2 separate regions of the Homo sapiens genome follow, and region 2 is linked to region 1. Evidence: chromatin contacts called from ENCODE Hi-C or POLR2A ChIA-PET data. All regions are on one chromosome and are shown on one strand. Each heading gives the region's core, a stretch centred on a gene start or an enhancer-like site at or near the end of the contact. The rest is flanking DNA. Distances are from core to core; before and after follow the strand shown. Region 1 overlaps ZNF385D (zinc finger protein 385D). Region 2 overlaps ZNF385D (zinc finger protein 385D).

Evidence for each region. A loop is a pair of places that touch in the nucleus more often than their neighbours do. ChIA-PET counts read pairs that join two places held with the same protein, here RNA polymerase II (POLR2A). Pooled maps may share reads with other maps.
Region 2: a map of left cardiac atrium shows a loop between it and region 1 (2.2-fold over the local background). The contact joins two enhancer-like sites. A Hi-C loop is called at or near these places in 5 of 168 maps with a recorded cell type or tissue (aorta, ascending aorta, cardiac septum and 2 more) and 6 of 50 pooled maps. POLR2A ChIA-PET finds 5 or more read pairs at or near these places in 2 of 52 experiments (BJ and Panc1).

What each region holds. Positions count from the first base shown.
Region 1 is chr3:21,644,321-21,647,661 of GRCh38, reverse strand. The region is part of intron 2 of ZNF385D (zinc finger protein 385D); the gene reads left to right. Among named protein-coding and RNA genes, the nearest start is that of ZNF385D-AS1, 100 kb to the right of the region's middle. Within about 2 kb of position 1,966, at least 10 of the 41 ENCODE cell types and tissues checked have a DNase peak (open chromatin) inside an H3K27ac peak, as active enhancers do.
Region 2 is chr3:21,728,549-21,731,631 of GRCh38, reverse strand. All of the region lies in intron 1 of ZNF385D (zinc finger protein 385D), which reads left to right. Among named protein-coding and RNA genes, the nearest start is that of ZNF385D, 21 kb to the left of the region's middle. Within about 2 kb of position 1,456, at least 2 of the 41 ENCODE cell types and tissues checked have a DNase peak (open chromatin) inside an H3K27ac peak, as active enhancers do.

The sequences.
Region 1 (3,341 bases), core at 717-3,216:
ACAATTAATTCTGTGGGTAAAATAAACAGACTTACAGTGAAAGTAGAATGAAATCATTATTTTAGGGATTCAACTGTGCAATCAATATTACATAATTAGCTATATTACTGGAGATTCTTCAGATATAAGTGCTCTGAAAAATAAGCATGGGTTAGTCGTGTTAATTGCAGTATGTAAATGGAAGGAAGGAGACAGGGAGAGTGAGAAAGAAGCAAGCAAAGAAAAAGGGAGTGAGGAAGTGAGAGAAGGAAAAGAGGGAGAGAAGAAGGAAGAACGGTAGAAAGGAAGGAAGGGAGAGGGGGAGGGAGGGAGGAAGGAATGAAGAAAGGAAGGAAGGAAGGATGGATTAATTAATTCACTGCTGCCATATTTGAATATTTTGCCAAAGAAATGTAGATCTGGAATAATTTACAATAAGACAACAAGGAAACTCTCATATGAGATTTTGTTTTGTTTGTTTTTGTTACATATTATTTAGGCAATTCCTTTAAAATACTAGTACTTAGAAAATATACTTTACTTAAAAGCCAAATCAGAATTTGCATAATGAGTTACTCTGAACATTTGGATTGTCTGTAAATATAATATTAAAAATCCTAAATCTGTCCATATTTGCTGTTTTCCTTGCCACTGTTTTGTTTATCAGCAAGAAACTGGATATGCCATTAAGAAATTAGCTACCAATTATAAAGATCACTGGCAGCTTAGAATAAATGATGGAGTAGAGAATAACTTTGGACTGGTCCTCAATTCTGTCTGGCCTTGATTTCATTGAGCCTTAGCATCAGACAGAGAGGGGCTGGATAGGACTGCCATTACAGGTAGCAACCCAGGACTTAACATTGCTTTCTATTTGTGACCGAATGTATGAAAGCCATAGGCCCAGAATGCAGGTTTAATACATTCCCAGATGATATAAGGAAGGAAAGTAACTGGAAGGGTCTGTACAGGCCTCTGATGGTTGAGAAGTGAAGGCAGGCCTGTTTCTTTCTTTCTAATTGCCTCTGAAGTAAATGGAGACTGAAGAGTTGTCAAGATTATCAGAGTTTATCTAGGTCTGACATATTTCCAAAATTCACTATTTGTTAGGTGGTCAATACACAATAGACACTCAGTTAGTATTTGCTGAATTAGTTTCAGTTACTACTGAAAATAGTCTGTGGTTATTAGTTTTTGAATTTGTAGCTTACCTTTGAAGGTAAAGATCTGAGTTCCTATCCAAGCACTGCCCTTGGGAGCTGTGGCTCTCAGTCCACTTACTTCACCTTTCTCAGCGTCTCACTGTGAAGTCAGATTAATCGTGTGCAGCACTGTTGTAAGCTGTCTGTAGATTACTGTGAGATGTACATACAGTAATAAGCGCAATCACAAATAAGCAGGTCCATAAGTATGACAGTTTCCTCTCCTCTTCATTTACTTAACCATAATCAAAACCATGATTGCATATACTTACATGGCCGGTTTTGACACCCTAAAAATTATACATCTCCCTTCCTTAACTTTTAAAATGAAAAATAGTTTTTAAAAATTTCCCTGAGGTTTTCTTTCTTTAAAAAAAACTTATCTGACACTTTGGCCTCAGCCTCCACATTCTTTTTAGGTATTTTCTCATTCCCTGTAAATGAGGACCGAGCTTCTTTGAATGAGCTTTTTACACAATGCTCATTTAAACTCCATTCTTGGAATTTGCTGCATTTTGAGGTAGAAGACAAATTTGAAACTCATCTATATTGAATTTTAAAATAACCAAGTACAAACCATTCCTGGTGAAAATGTACAGTTTTTCTCTATACATAATGCTGAACATGGACCTAGAAAAGGTCAACTGAAAAAAGACCCAGAACTGTGACTTAGTAATGAGGGAGAAAAAATATCTAGTTGGATGAAGTCATACTACCTTTGTCCAGTTGTCCTTCTTTGATTCTTTCCTTCCCCCACACAGGGACTGTTGGCAGGAAACTTGGCTGACAGCGAGCCATGGTGACTGCTTTGGAAGTAGGTGGAGACTGCAGGGAACTTTAGCTTTTCCAGAAACTCAGAGCTCACAAAAAAACATCTGTAGAAGTTGTACCAAGTAGCTAATTTACCAACTCTATTTTTCTCAAATTCCCAGCCCAGCTTTAAATCTCGCAATTTGGATTGCCAGTGGATTCAGCGGTTTACCATTTATTTACCTTTTCTGGTAATTGCAAATGCAGTTAAGATCCCCCACCTTTAGGAGAGTTCAAGACTAAAGGAGTCAGTAGCTTAAACTAGTGTCTGCAAATGTGTAGGTTGTGGAGGTCTTAACTGCCTTCTGACTTCCCAGGCATCTTCCCACCCTGAGTCCCAGCTGCTAGTGTGATCTCACTGCCTTGTGCCACCCCCTCTCAACAACTGTTTATTTTATCAGTGACTCTAACAACCTTGGCTGCAATTTGATTTCAACAACTGTTAACTGATTAGTGTGAATTTGAAAGTACAGCTTTGCCAATTCCGGTACTGCCAGTGGGCAAAATAACCTGATATAGTATATGATTTTGAAATCATAAAACTTTCTCAGGGACCGTTGCATCAAACATATACTGAGTTTTCTGATTTAGAAGCCTTCAAGGTCATTTGGCTCTCATTGCACACTTATTATCCAAGTTAGCTTTCCTGTTTGTAGACATGGGAATTTTGCTTCTTCTCAGATAGTACTTTTATTTCGTGTAATCAGAAAAGCAATCAGTTTTGAGTGTCATCTATTAACTAGGCAGATAAACTAGGCACTGTGCTGGGCATTTCATCTAGGTGCTGATTGGAACACAATTTTTATTTTAAAAAAGTTGTTGCAGTCACTTTTACACAATAATGTGGCTTGTTTCATCTCAGACAAGTGTGATTCCTGTGTGATGTAGTATAAATTTTAATCCAGGAGGTACATATGCAGGAAATTTACTTTTTTTTCTTCAAACCGAACTTAATGTCTATTATTTTGAGCCTCCGTTGTATGTATTGTAAAGATACAATTTTAATTGTGTTCAGTCTTTCCTGGAATATACAGCAGGTACTCAAATGGCATCATTTACTTCAACATTATCTTGCTATAAAATTGAAGAGAAAAAATGTCATTTCTTGGCCAGGGCCACTGTGTGGAGTTTGCATTTCTCCCATGTCTGCGTGTGTTTTCTCTGGGTACTCTGGTTTCCTCCCACATCCCAAAGAAGTTCACGTGAGGTTAACTGGCATGCCTACCTTGTCTCAGTGTGAGTGAGTGTGACTGTGTGTGAACCTGCATTCTGTGATGGAATGGTGTCCTATGCAAGGTGGGCTTCTGCCTTGCACCCTGAGCTATGGGGAGAGTCTCTGGCCACCTGTGA
Region 2 (3,083 bases), core at 207-2,706, 84 kb before region 1:
CAATGAAACTATTCTGTATGTTACTGTAATGAGGGATATGACATTACACATTTGTCCAAACCTACATAATGTACAACACCAAGAGTGAACCTTAATGTTAACGTACTCCATAAACTCTGGGTAGTTATGACATGTTAATGTAGGTTCATCAATTGAAACAAATGTACCACTGTGGTGGAGGATGTTGGTAACGGGACAGGCTATGAGTGTGTGAAGGCAGTGGGTATATGAGAACTCTGTGCTTACCCATTCAATATGGCTGTGAGCCTAAAACTGCTCTAAAAAATAGTCTATTAAAAAAAGAAAATGAACAAACACCTTACATATAAAGAAATATGCATTGCCAATGAAAATGCACTTCATAATAACAAAATGTAAATAAAAATAATAGACTATATCTAGTCCTTCACTTAATGGATTGGTAAATGTTTAAGAATTGAACACATGTTTAAGTATTAGGTGTGGGAAGGGCCATTCTTAAGTACAAATATGTGAAGGGAATACATTTTTGCAAACTCTGCACAAAATGATCATATTTAAATATGCATATATATTTTACAGCATGTACTCTTTGCCCTAATAAGCTTTTTAATAGGAATATACTGTATATTCCCAAAAGTTTACTTAGACATATCATTAAAGATATTAATGCAATGTTAGTTTTTAAAGCACAAACTGGAAACAACAAAAGTGAGCCTCAGTAGGAAAAGCATTAAGTAAAATTATGATGCATCCAAAATGCTGGAATAGGGTGCAGCCATGACCAAAATAAGCATATCTGTATTTTGTGATGTGGGAAGAAATCTACACTATAACAGCAAATAATGAAAGTAAGGCCCAAAAGGATAAAAAGAATCCTCTGGGGAGAAAAAATTTAAGAAGGCTTTTTGATAGCTACACTACTATAAGCAAGTACATTTCTAAAAAGAAACATAAGAACTCATGAGCAGTTGTTAGACTTGGAAGCAGGAATTACACTTTTTTTCTTTTACATCATTTTGTGCAGATAGAATGTGCCCCTGGGTCAGGGGTTTAGATCTCCTTTGTTCACTGCTCTATCGTTAGCATTAGACAGTGCCTGACACTTAGTAGATGCTCTAAACTGTATGTGGAATTATTATTATTTTTTTCTCATCAAGGGTTAGTTATCTGGCAATGGATTATGAACCATTTTTTTTCAGTTGTTTGGATATCTCTGCATTTACAAGGATAATAAATGTATTCTTTTAAAATGGCTTAAAAATGTGCAAAAGCTTCCCACATAGTTCTTTTGCCCAGACAATGTTGGAGAGCATAGTTGGGCATCGTCTTTTCCCCTTTGGGGAACTGTTTCAGATTCCAGGTCAGATGTTTGTGGTTAAGGCTCATCTGTGTTTTTAGATGGCAGGCTTTTCAGAGTCATCGCTGGTATAGTGCTGAGAAATGATTTTGATCCTATGCTCTGTGGTCAGGTTGTTCAGTTTCACTCCAACTTCTTGTGCCTATTAGGTGAAAGACCATGGTCAAATCCCTGGATGCGTGTGTCTGTCTCTTCGGGAGGTTGTTCTTAAATGAGATAATGTGTGTAGTTTGTATAATCCAACGTTAGTTGCACTAGGAAAACAAAGTTAGATGGTAGCATTCTATTATTTAGCAGGGAGTGTTGTAGTAATTAAAAGATAAGTGAGTGAAGGAAGAATGAATAAATGGATGAATGAAGTCCGTGCATTGTGAAAGCAGGTCTGGAGTAGGTTGCTCCTGCATTCCAGCAGGAGGGAATTTAATAAAAAGTCATCTGGTGATTTATTTCAAACAGGTTATACAATTAATCCCTTTCTAGATACAAGGAGCTGAGTTAGAACTGTAGGCCTAGTTTCTGGCAGATTTCCTGAGTGGATGTCATCCCCCTGGGTTATTAAGGTATTCTCTCTTTTTTGCCCTAGCTTTCTGGGCTTTTGCTGTCTTTCTAAACCTCTCATTTTCTTTTTGAGCCAGATTTTCCACCTAGTCAATTGACAGCCCAATTCAAGATTAGATTCTGAGAGATTACAGAAACCCAGTCTAGTAAGTCACTGGGTGAGCCCAAACCTTATCTTTAAAGTACCTTGTGGGGAGAGAGAAACCTCAATTCTAGTGGAGTTCCTCAGAGTTGATAAGATTGCCAAAGTCCTTAAGTCACACTGCCTTCCACTGCTTGTAGAAATGACAGTTTTATCTTTAAAGACGGTGGAGTGGGAAGATAATCCATTTTCACTGTGGGTTATAAAATAAATGTTGCTTCTTAATCTTAAAATAGCTTGAATGAGGGCCTTTTAGCCAAAGACTAGCAAATCAATATTTAAAGAAAGATGCCTTAATAAGCAAATTGATTTTAGGGTTTTATTGTTTTTAAAATTTTCGTTGCTTATATGTCTTTATGCCTCAAGGTGTAAGGAATACTTGAATCCTTGTAACTTTGATTTTTGCCATCAGTAAAACCAGAATGGTAGAAGACCTCTTGCTCACCCTTCCTTAATCTTTGCCAAAGAGAGTGGCTCAGCATGAAATGAAATAAGATTTTTATTTCTGTACTCAGAATACAGGCATTACAGAACAATAGTTAAGAGCATAGACAGTGAAGACATTTAAATATTTCACTAGTAGGTTCCTTGCATATGTGCTGAATTCTGCCATGCTCCAAACACTGTTCCAGACACTAGAGGTGAATCAGTGAACAAAACAAAGAAAGATAGCTGTGCTCAAATAATTTACATTTTCTTAGGAAGCGCCAGTTATTATACAAAAAATATAATCAATACATGAAGTATACAAAATGTTAGAATATAATAAGTGCCATGACTGCAAAGCTGTGTAGGGGTGAGCCGGCTTGCAGGAGTGGGCCTCATTAGGAAGGTAATATTTGAACCAAGATTTGAACGACTTGAATCTCCTCTGCCCCTCACTAGCTGAGTACATTGGGGAAGCTCCTGACCACACTTTCTCACCTGTAAAGTGGCAAAAATACATAACTTGTTTTGATGCTGTAAGAATTAACTGCACTAACCTTGGAAAAGCAACTGATGTATACTGTAGGTTCTCAGAAAGTTGTAGGGTTTCTATTGCTT